Linked DNA regions of Homo sapiens: region 1 is linked to region 2. The links are chromatin loops, found by intact Hi-C in ENCODE. Cell type or tissue: dorsolateral prefrontal cortex. All regions are shown on one strand. Each heading gives the region's core, and the rest is flanking DNA. Links, peaks and the distances in the headings are about the cores only.

Region 1 (4,842 bases), core at 365-4,364, 200 kb before region 2:
TCAACCTGTACAGCAATGGTGATCCAGTACTAATGTTTTTTTATTTTTATTTTTTTGAGACGGAGTCTCGCTCTGTAGCCGAGGCTGGAGTGGCAGTGGTGTGATCTCGGCTCACTGCAACCTCCACCTCCCGGGTCCCAGTTCAAGCGATTCTCCTGCCTCAGCCTCCTGAGTATCTGGGATTACAGGAACGCACCACCATGCCCAGCTAATTTTTGTATTTTTAGTAGAGATGGGGTTCACCATGTTGGCCAGGCTGGTCTTGAACTCCTGACCTTGTGATCTGCCCGCCTTGGCCTCCCAAAGTGCTGGGATTACAGGTGTGAGCCACTGCGCCCAGCCATGAATTTTAAAAACCTACTTATAGAATTCATGACAAAGCTTAAAAATGTTCAGAAATTCACCCATTCAATAATAAACTTTCTACACAAAATGCAGAAAATGCAATATATTTAAAAAATGAACACAAATCATTTATCTCTATTATATATGATGAAGCAAACTCAATCAAAGTATGCACTGCTTTGAGTAATTTGATCATTTCCAATAATGGCTTTTTAACTAATTAGGCTTAAAAGTATCCATGTATTAATATGATGCTTTTTGGTGCACAGGACTGGCATCTACTCCAACAAAATTCTACTTATGTGCAAGAGCTTTGAATAATATTCAAAATAATTGACTTCTAGAGAAAATATTATGAAGGCAGGCAGGACTTATCACAAAACAACACTGAAATCAAACACATTGTCACTTACGATTAGCTGTTTCAATCCAACAAAAGATTGTTCCACTGAGTCGGCATTTAGGACTTGTCTCTTTGCTGCAGCTTTTTCACCCAGAAAGCGAAGCATCAAGTCTTTAACTGCATCTCCCTGGGAAGAATAGAAGAAAAATATGTCAAGACAATAAAATGTCAACTAAACTCAGCTAACCAGAACCCATAACTAAACACAATTTCTTTTTTCTCCACTGGCTTGTGGAGGTAAAAGTAACGGTTATAGTATCGTAAAACTTCAATTAACCAGAAGCTAAATTAGCACAATCGTTAATAAAATGCATAATTTTAGAATTGCTCTTTATTCTTTTTATTTTAAAAATTATATCTTTATTCACCACTGATCAGAAAGCATGTTCTTTATTCTGAAGAGGAAACGGTAAGTCCTACCGCCTACTACCAGGCTTGTAGTGAGAGGCAAAGCCAAGCCAGCAGAGAGGCCTCAGGTGAGGGGCCTAGGGAGGCCCAGGAGCATGAAGGTGACACTGCTGGGGACCAGGGGCTGCACCCACAGTGGCCAGCCTCGCGCTGGTGCAGGCAGGCCTGAATAGTCTTCCCAAATCTCATCAATGCCTCCATGCTTGCCTGGACCTCCAGGAAAGCCTGGAGGGCTAGGGCTAAAGAAGTTAAATTACCAATGGCCCTCTCTTCAGTGCTGAGGTCACCAGCCAAGCCAAAGGAAAACTGAGACCCCCTTTCACAGCAGGTCCTCGGTAGCCTCGCTGAGCCAGGCCTTGCTCCAGGAGCTGCTGGGCGCACTTCATGCTGCAAGCCAGGGAAGAATCCAGTTGCCTCTGCACGGGACCGTTTCTACTCCTGACCTGACTCCTCTGATTAGAACGATCTTTAGACGGTGCTGAAGAACACTGGACGTGGAATCTGAAGCATGCCACTTGCTTTAAAGGGAAGACACAGAAGGGCAAGGGGAGGGAGAACAGGTGCTTTTGTGTGGCCTGGGGACAGAAGAGATGTGCCAATGACCTGCCCTGAGCAGGGAGCAATCTCACAGCTAGTGTCAAGCCCAGATGCTGGGCGAGCCAGCCTTCATGACCCTCGGGAGTCGGCACAGTTCAGGGGCCCCAGGGAAGGGCCTGAAGTTACCAAGTCTGTTGTATGGGGACAAACTAGTCATCCCAACAGTGCAGAGAAAACTGTCACAGTCCACAGGCCTCAGTGCTGTTTCGGTGGCTGCACCGCAGGCCGAGGGAGAGTCCAGGGTAAGTAAAGGCTGCTCACAGGACACGATGCTCTCCACGGGCGGCAGGAGACGCCTCTCACACACAGCTGGGACCAGGACACAGCCCTGGACCATCTCTCTCCTTTCTGGGGGTGCTGCTGACTGAGGAAAGGCACCTGGGAAGGGGCAGCAGCACTGAGGTCCCTGAAACACCTGAGGCAGGGGCAGCTGGGGGGATAGAGCAGCCCAGGGGGAAAGGGAAGCAGCGCTGAGGTCCCTGAAACGCCAGAGACAGTGAGTATCCTGGGAGGAGGAAGCAGTGGCTCTGAGGTCCCTGAAACGCCAGAGACAGTGAGTATCCTGGGAGGAGGAAGCAGTGGCTCTGAGGTCCCTGAAACGCCAGAGACAGTGAGCATCCTGGGAGGAGGAAGCAGTGGCTCTGAGGTCCCTGAAATGCCAGAGACAGTGAGCATCCTGGGAGGAGGAAGCAGTGGCTCTGAGGTCCCTGAAATGCCTGGAGACAGCAAGCAGCCGGAGCTGGCTGGATCTTCCCTGACACGTGCTCTGGGCGTCTGGCCCGCAGCAGCTGCTGACAGGGACACAGCACAAAGTCCCTGCAGTCTCTCGGGTGAGCAGAAGAAAGACTCAAACTAGGACAACCCCAAGATGGGGGGTGGAGAAAGCCAAGATCTCTCCATCTCAGCACAAAGCTGCCTCCCAGCCACAGAGAAGCTGATGCTCATGCTGCAGGCGGGCCACTGGGAGCACGCAGTGACTGAGGGTGCAGAGAAGCCTGCGTGCCCCCTGCCTGGACTTCACCGCTGGCTCAGATCTCTTCCTATTGTTCTCCTACCCTTTTTTTTTTGGCGGCGGGGCGGTGGCGGGGGGAGCGGGGGAAAGAAAAGCATAGAAGTTGTTTCTCCTAAGAAGCAAGGTTATTTCAATCTTTTGCTATCTTTCAAAATAGTGACACTTAAAAGAAGAACAGAATCTAGACCATGAGAGCAAGAGAATCAGAAAAGCTGCTGACATTGCTTCTCTGCTCTGCTGCCTCCCTTCTACCAGGAGAGATCAACAGCCTGCGGCAGAAGGGGCTGGGTGGCTCCAGGTCATAGGTCTGTCTCTTCCCTGGGTGCTAAACCTGGTGCTCGCAGAGGCCAGCCTCACGTTTTCTCACATTGAGGAAAAGACCTAGGGGCAGCAGTTGTATAATTTCTGCTTTCAGAGCATAAGGTGAAGTACTTCAAATACCAGATCCACAAAATCAGCTAACTGATCTAGCAGCAATAATTAAAAGGCAAAATAAAAGAGTTCAGACACAGGGCCCCATAAAGCTCTGCAAAAATGCAACTCGTCTCAGACAAAGAGCATCTCAGCCAGGGGGGCAGCGAGCTGGGTAAAGAGCAAAATCAAATTGTAATGCCAGGGACGGAGGGCCAATTCAACTCCTCCATCCCCACAACATTATCAATGAGACCATGCTGTGAAAATCTCTTGTCCTTAAAATTCTCTGTTAGTTAATATTTTAGCTACCACAGCAAGTTCCTGAGATACTAGCATATGCATGACTATCAAATATCCCACCAACAGAGGGCCAAGGATGTGACAAGCGTCTTAGGACAAACCTCGCCCTTGCTGTGTGGCTAACTGAAGGTGGTGACAGCGCAGGGAGGTGGAGACGCTTGTACTGCATCTCCTCTAGCCGTTACTGTGCAGGGGAGGTGGGAGGGGGAGGGAACTTCCCCCAGGGCTTTCTAGAGAGCTGTGCTACTACACCTGGGATGGAATCCAGCTAGAACCAATGATTCCTTCAGACCAGCAAGCCATTCAGTGAGGGTCTACTTTATCCAGGGCAAGGTTCAGGGAACACGAAGGAAACACATGAATATATCACAATCTGGGACTCATCGTGATGTCGCCACCCCATTCTCCTGGTCAGGTGCATTTATGGAGGAGCAAGTGGCTGTTCTCACGGCTGACAGGCGGTTAGGGCCTGGCTGCCTTTCCTGCAATGGGGGAATAGTCTCAGTAGTCCCTTCTTGATTTTGATGGTGAAAGACAAAACAGAAGCCAGAGCAGTGGACTGAAAGCGTATGGGCCTTACTGTCTGGGAAGCCCAAAGACACAAATGCTCACGGGGTAGCGCTGCTGAAAGGCAGCAGCCCCTGCACCTGGCACAGAACACGCTGAGCTTTCTGCCACATCGCCAATGCAGAAAGGTGCCTGTTTATCCTGGCAGGGTCTATCCTCTGATCCAGTGTTTGCTTACTCCAGGGAAAAATGAGACCACCTGAACAAAAAAACCACAACAATTAAAACCCAAACCCAAACTCAAGGATGTGGAGCAACTGGAACCCTCACACACCACATCATTGGTGGGGAGTCAACATGGAATAGCCATTTTAGAAAACTGTCTGGCGGGGCCTCAAAATGTTGAACAGAGTTACCACAGAATCCAGCAAGTCCACACCTAGCTATACATCCCAGATCACTGAGAACACATAGACACAAACGCCTGTGTGTGAATGTTCACAGTAGCATTACTCACAACAGCCAAAAGGTAGAAACAGCCCAAATGTCCACCAACTGATGAATGAATAAAAAGCAGCAGTAATTTGCTTCTGTCCATTTCAGGGTAACTGGGACTGGACTGTCTTGATGTGAACAACTGCAACATTGCTCAGAAGAAATCTAACAACTGTCTTCAGACACAGCAAAGGACTGTGACCCAACAGAAGGAAAACATGAGTTGAACTCTTGAACCCAATGGCACTTTTTGGACCACATTGCAGGAGGAGAATCCCAAGCAGGGTTTGGGACATCAAGGAGGTTAAGGCGGGTGGGCTGATGAGCTTGAGACTGTACTCAAATATGCTTTCCCAACATT
Region 2 (4,842 bases), core at 510-4,509:
TCCTGAAAGTCACTTGGTTGTGGGGATGAAAGTGGTGGGCCAGGCTGGGCAGGGACCTGGGCACAGGGGAGCTGGGCCGGGGGCACACAGGAGGCTCTCCATAAACAAAAGAAGGAGCCCATCGGCAGCCATCCGCTTGGGGCTGGGAGGGAGCGGACAGGTCCACTCCTCGGCAACACCCAGCCTGCTGGTGCCCCTGTCCAAGCGATTCCTAGAGAGCTCCTCTGACTATCACCATGGCTATTCTTCTCCCAGCTCTTAGTGAGGCCCCAGGTGCCACCTCAGCCCTAACCCCCTTGTCTGTACCCAGATGTGGACACATACTCTCCCCATGCATGCCCAGATGCAGACACACCCGTCACCTCTACCTAGATGTGGACACACCCCCCAATGCGTGCCCAGATGTGGACACCCCCCCATGTGTGCCCAGATGCAGACACACCCCCCATGCCTGCCCAGATGCAGACACACCCATGTCACCTCTGCCCAGATGCAGACACACCCCGTCACCTCTGCCCAGATGTGGACACCCCCCCATGCGTGCCCAGATGCAGACACACCCCTGTCACCTCTGCCCAGATGTGGACACACCCCTCCCCATGCGTGCCCAGATGCAGACACACCCATGTCACCTCTGCCCAGATGTGGACACAGCCCTGTTACCTCTGTCCAGATGTGGACACGCCCCCCATAGCTGCTCAGATGCAGACACAACCTCCTCGCTTCTGCCCAGATATGGAGTCATGGGTACCCTGTCCCCCCAGTGGGTCTCTTGTGTCCCCACCTTCTCTTGACCTCTTCTCACCACCACAAGGTGTTGCAGGAAGTCAGGGACTGCGAACAGAGGGACCTGCTGAAGCCGTGACAGAAGAACATAAATTGTGAAGATTTCATGGACATTTATCACTTCCCCAATCAATGCTCTTATAATTTCCTATGCCTGTCTTTACTTTAATCTCTTAATCCCGTCATCTTCGTAAGCTGAGGATGTATGTTGCCTCAGGACCCTGTGATGATTGCATTAACTGCACACATTGTTCGTAAAGCATGTGTGTTTGAACAATATGAAATCTGGGCACCTTAAGAACAGGATAACAGCAATTTTCAGGGAACAAGGGACAATCGTAAAGTCTGGCTGCCTGGGAGCCGGGTGGAACAGAGCCATATTTCTCTTATTACCAAAACGGATAAGATAAATATCGCTGAATTCTTTCCCCAGTAAGGAATATTAATAATTAACAGCCCGGGAAAAGAATGCATTCCCGGGGCGGGGGGGGGGCCCTCTAAAATGGCCACTCTGGGGGTGTCTGCCATATGCAGTTGCAGATGAGGGATGAAACACACCCTGGCCTCCTGCAGTGCCCCCAGGCTTGCTAGGATTAGGAAATTCCAGCCTGGCGAATTCTAGTCAGATGGGTTCTCTGCTCTTGAACCCTGTTAAGATGTTTATCAATGACAATGCAAGCACAGTGGGACATGGAAGTTCATTAGTGGTTGTAGTTTCGCCCTGACCTTGTGATCTCACCCTGACCTTCTGCCTTGTGATCTTCTGTTGCCCTTGGAGCATGTGATCTCTGTGACCCACACCCTATTCGTACACTCCCTCCCCTTTGAAAATTGCTAATAAAAACTTGCTGGTTTTACGGCTCACGGGGCATCATGGAACCTGCTGACATGTGATGTCTCCCCCAGACACCCAGCTTTAAAATTTCTCTCTTTTGTACTCTTTCCCTTTATTTCTCAGACCGACCGACACAGGGAAAATAGAAAAGAACCTACGTTGAATTATCGGGGGTGGGTTCCCCCGATAACAAGGCTCTGCAAGGATGGTGGCTTTCAGTTTCCAAAAATGTTTCCTAAGCATCAGAGCAGGCTTTCGGAGTGGGAGGTGAAGATGTGGCTCTTCCTGGGCCCGAGGCCTCTTCTCCCTGACTGAGCGCAGTGTCTGCGTCTCTCACTGATGACCGCCTTTCTCGGCTTCTGACCAGGACTGTTTTGAGTTCTCAGTCTCTCGCACAGCCCATTTGCATAGGACTGGGGGGACACCAGGTCTTGTAGCTCACGCCTCCCAGTGGCCACCTCTGAAATTGGGAGGCCTCTTGCTGGGAGACACCAGGAGCATCTGCAGCCAGTGCGCTCTTTCCAGAAAGCCCTTTACCTGTGGCTTAGACGGTGCCCTATTTCTCACTGGGAACTGCCCGTCTTTCTGTTCTGAGTGGTGGTTTCCAGGCAGAGCCCCTGCCTGTCTATGCAGTGGGCACTCACTCTGTGGGGACCTCTGGGACTTGTTCACCCCGAGCCTGGGTACCCAACCTGCCCTGGCCAGCAAAGCCCCTCGGTAAATCTTGTGAGATGCTGAATAAACTCCAGCACCAGCTCGGTCATTGGGCCTCTCACGGCCTGTCTAGCAGCTCGTTTGGACCTGCCCTCAGCCTGGCCAGGCCCGCCTCACCAGCCACCTGCCTCAGGCTCCTCTCAGAGGGCTCTGAAGAGCACAGCTGGTTTGAAAGTTAACGGAATTAGTGGTGGGAACTGTGTCCCTCAGGAGGACTTGGGGGCAGGTGTGACAGAGGACCCTGGGGCAGACCTGGATGCTTCCTGCCTTTAACAGTCATCCTGTGCATTGAAATTCAACCCCCAAATTGAAATAACGATGCAGCCAACATGCTCAGCCTTTGTGCATGAAATCCTAGGCGAGCAGAGAAACGAGCTGGGGATCTTCTTGCAGGCTCACAACTGGGCCCCACCCTCTTTTAGGCAGGGGGAGGTTTTAGCCCTAACACCAGCCCCAGAGGGCCTTGCTGAGGCCTTCATGGTCAGCTCGCTGGCTTGGGGTGGTCTGATTAAATGCCAGGCGAAGGCCGTGTGGGCCTCGAGACGGAGGGAGGGAAGAGGGCGTGCACTGGAGACAGCATCTGACCAAGTGAATGTGTTTGTCCCTTTGTTATTCCGGAACCGCTCAGGTGGACCTGACTTGTTTTGTCGCTTTCTTTGGGGAAAGCCAGATGTTTGAGTTGTTTTGTATTGTTTTCCTTCAAGTTCGAGTTGATTATCTCTAATCACATACTTGCAAGCAAACGCTCTTTAATAGAGGCCTATTAATATGCTTTCTATTTTTTGCTGTGCTCAGTTTTATAGATTTCCCCAAGTAAGGTTCATTTTTGCCATTTAAGGAAAGGAAACAAAGACAGAGCTTCCTAATTATCCTCAGTAATTATTTTCAATAATATCCTTGAGTATACGATATCCTCTCGCGTTTTCTGAACAGACTTCACATTCTTCTTCTTTTCTTCTTCCTTTGGAAAACATCGTGACACTCCCAGCTGGCCAGCTCAGCGTCCCTGGAAGGGAAGGGACAACTGAAGTTCACCTCAGGACGGTGGAGCCCACATCATAACTGCACCCAGGTGGCCACAGCGAACGACACCACCCTCCGTGGCTGGGACACCCGGAGCATGAGGTCAGTGAGCCCACCCGGCGCAGGCCCCACTTCCTTTCCTCCCTCACCGAGCAGAACCGGGATGATGGTGGAGCTGATGGTGAGCCACATGCCTTTGGGGGCGCATGGTTTGTCTTTATCTCGTTTTTGTAGGAAATCATAAATCTTCATCTTGTTTCTTCACCCCAAATTAAGCTAGCACATCCACTGCAATGGAACCGGTGCACCTCGGTGGCTGTTTAATGTTCCATATTGATATCTCTGCATTAGCAGGAGTTTATTATGAAAACTAGGAATTGGGGCTTTTGTAACACTGAGCGAGATGGGGACCACAGGGTGCCCGTGTCTGATGAGCCGCTGCAGGCTGACAGCTGCAGTCCCCAGGTTAAGTCTCTCCTGGGGTCGTCCTTGACCATAGCTGTGCCTTCTGGAGACACACCTATAGGGCAATCATATTTTGTCATTTAAGTAATTATACCCAACAGCCAGCAGCTCTAATGGAACAAATAAGAGCGAGTTTTCCGTTCCAGTTGTGATTTTGATAGGCAAAGGAGTGATGGTAGCACGTCTGTTGCTGTGGCAACGGAAGCCCACACAAGCTTTTTTAAGATACAGTTTATCCCCTCAGCACACCATAATTTATCACCGAGCTGAAAAGACGGATGTCATGCAATAACTCGTGTTGATTCCAGGGTGGGGGCACAACTTTAGGTTTAGTTCCAAGGCCCCTCTGAAAACTCAGGGGCTAATAAAGAATCACTTGCCACTTCCTCCTTTGTGCACGTCCGTGCAGAGGGCTTGTTTGGTTTCCTAATCAGAAGCTGGAAACCACAGACTCAGCCCGTGATGAACGTCCTGCTGAAATCCATTTCTCCATGTCCTGTGGTCATCGTGTCCTTTGTCTGCATGGTTTTTTGAAGGATGTGAAGAATTTCAGTATCTGAAAACAAGAAACTCAAAGACTGACGTTACAGACCAAACAAATAAGCAAACAAAAAGATGCCCGTGGCTTTGATGGGTGACATCTGGCAGTGGCCTCATTTTGCCCGTGTTGTGTCTGTGGTGAGGACGTGCCAGCGCAGCACAGAGGGTCCTGGCGCCTTCTCATTGACTGTCATTTCTCCTTTTGCAAGCAGCTTTGGTTTGCATGGAGCCAGGATGCCTTTGGTGCTTTTTTAGGTGGTATGATGCTTTTGTGTGACAGTTACTGGTGATGGAGCATGCAGTAACCTTTAGTTAATACATCGTGCACGTGCGACTGTCCATCTAGTTCCCCGGGAATTTGCCAAGTTTTAAATTTTCTACCTTTGCCTGTTTCCCTTGAAAGATTTAAAAGTTTAGGTATTATATTTTAGGGAAGAAATATTAAGATATTGCAAAGGTGCAGGATATAAAAACCAGAA

What was found. Peaks named below come from ENCODE experiments on the same cell type or tissue, not always from the same donor. Only the 100,000 strongest peaks of a DNase experiment are listed, where the experiment ranks them.
Region 1: a loop joins it to region 2, with 2.3 times the contacts of the local background. A loop is called at or near these places in 1 of 110 quality-filtered maps.

Annotation. Positions count from the first base shown.
Region 1 is chr2:3,397,810-3,402,651 of GRCh38, reverse strand. TRAPPC12 (trafficking protein particle complex subunit 12) reads right to left here. Exons shown (of 12, transcript NM_016030.6): 3 at 759-875. Among named protein-coding and RNA genes, the nearest start is that of TRAPPC12, 21 kb to the right of the region's middle. RefSeq lists enhancers at 831-1,754, 1,755-2,680, 2,681-3,606. In dorsolateral prefrontal cortex, for the core only: no CTCF peak of the experiment used is centred there; a DNase peak (open chromatin) is centred at 2,531; H3K4me3 peaks cover 1,446 bases; H3K27ac peaks cover 3,311 bases.
Region 2 is chr2:3,195,499-3,200,340 of GRCh38, reverse strand. EIPR1 (EARP complex and GARP complex interacting protein 1) reads left to right here. Exons shown (of 9, transcript NM_003310.5): 6 at 3,324-3,460. Among named protein-coding and RNA genes, the nearest start is that of LINC01250, 72 kb to the right of the region's middle. RefSeq lists enhancers at 1,207-1,745, 1,909-2,203. In dorsolateral prefrontal cortex, for the core only: CTCF peaks have their summits at 1,872 and 2,087; a DNase peak (open chromatin) is centred at 2,057; H3K27ac peaks cover 1,617 bases.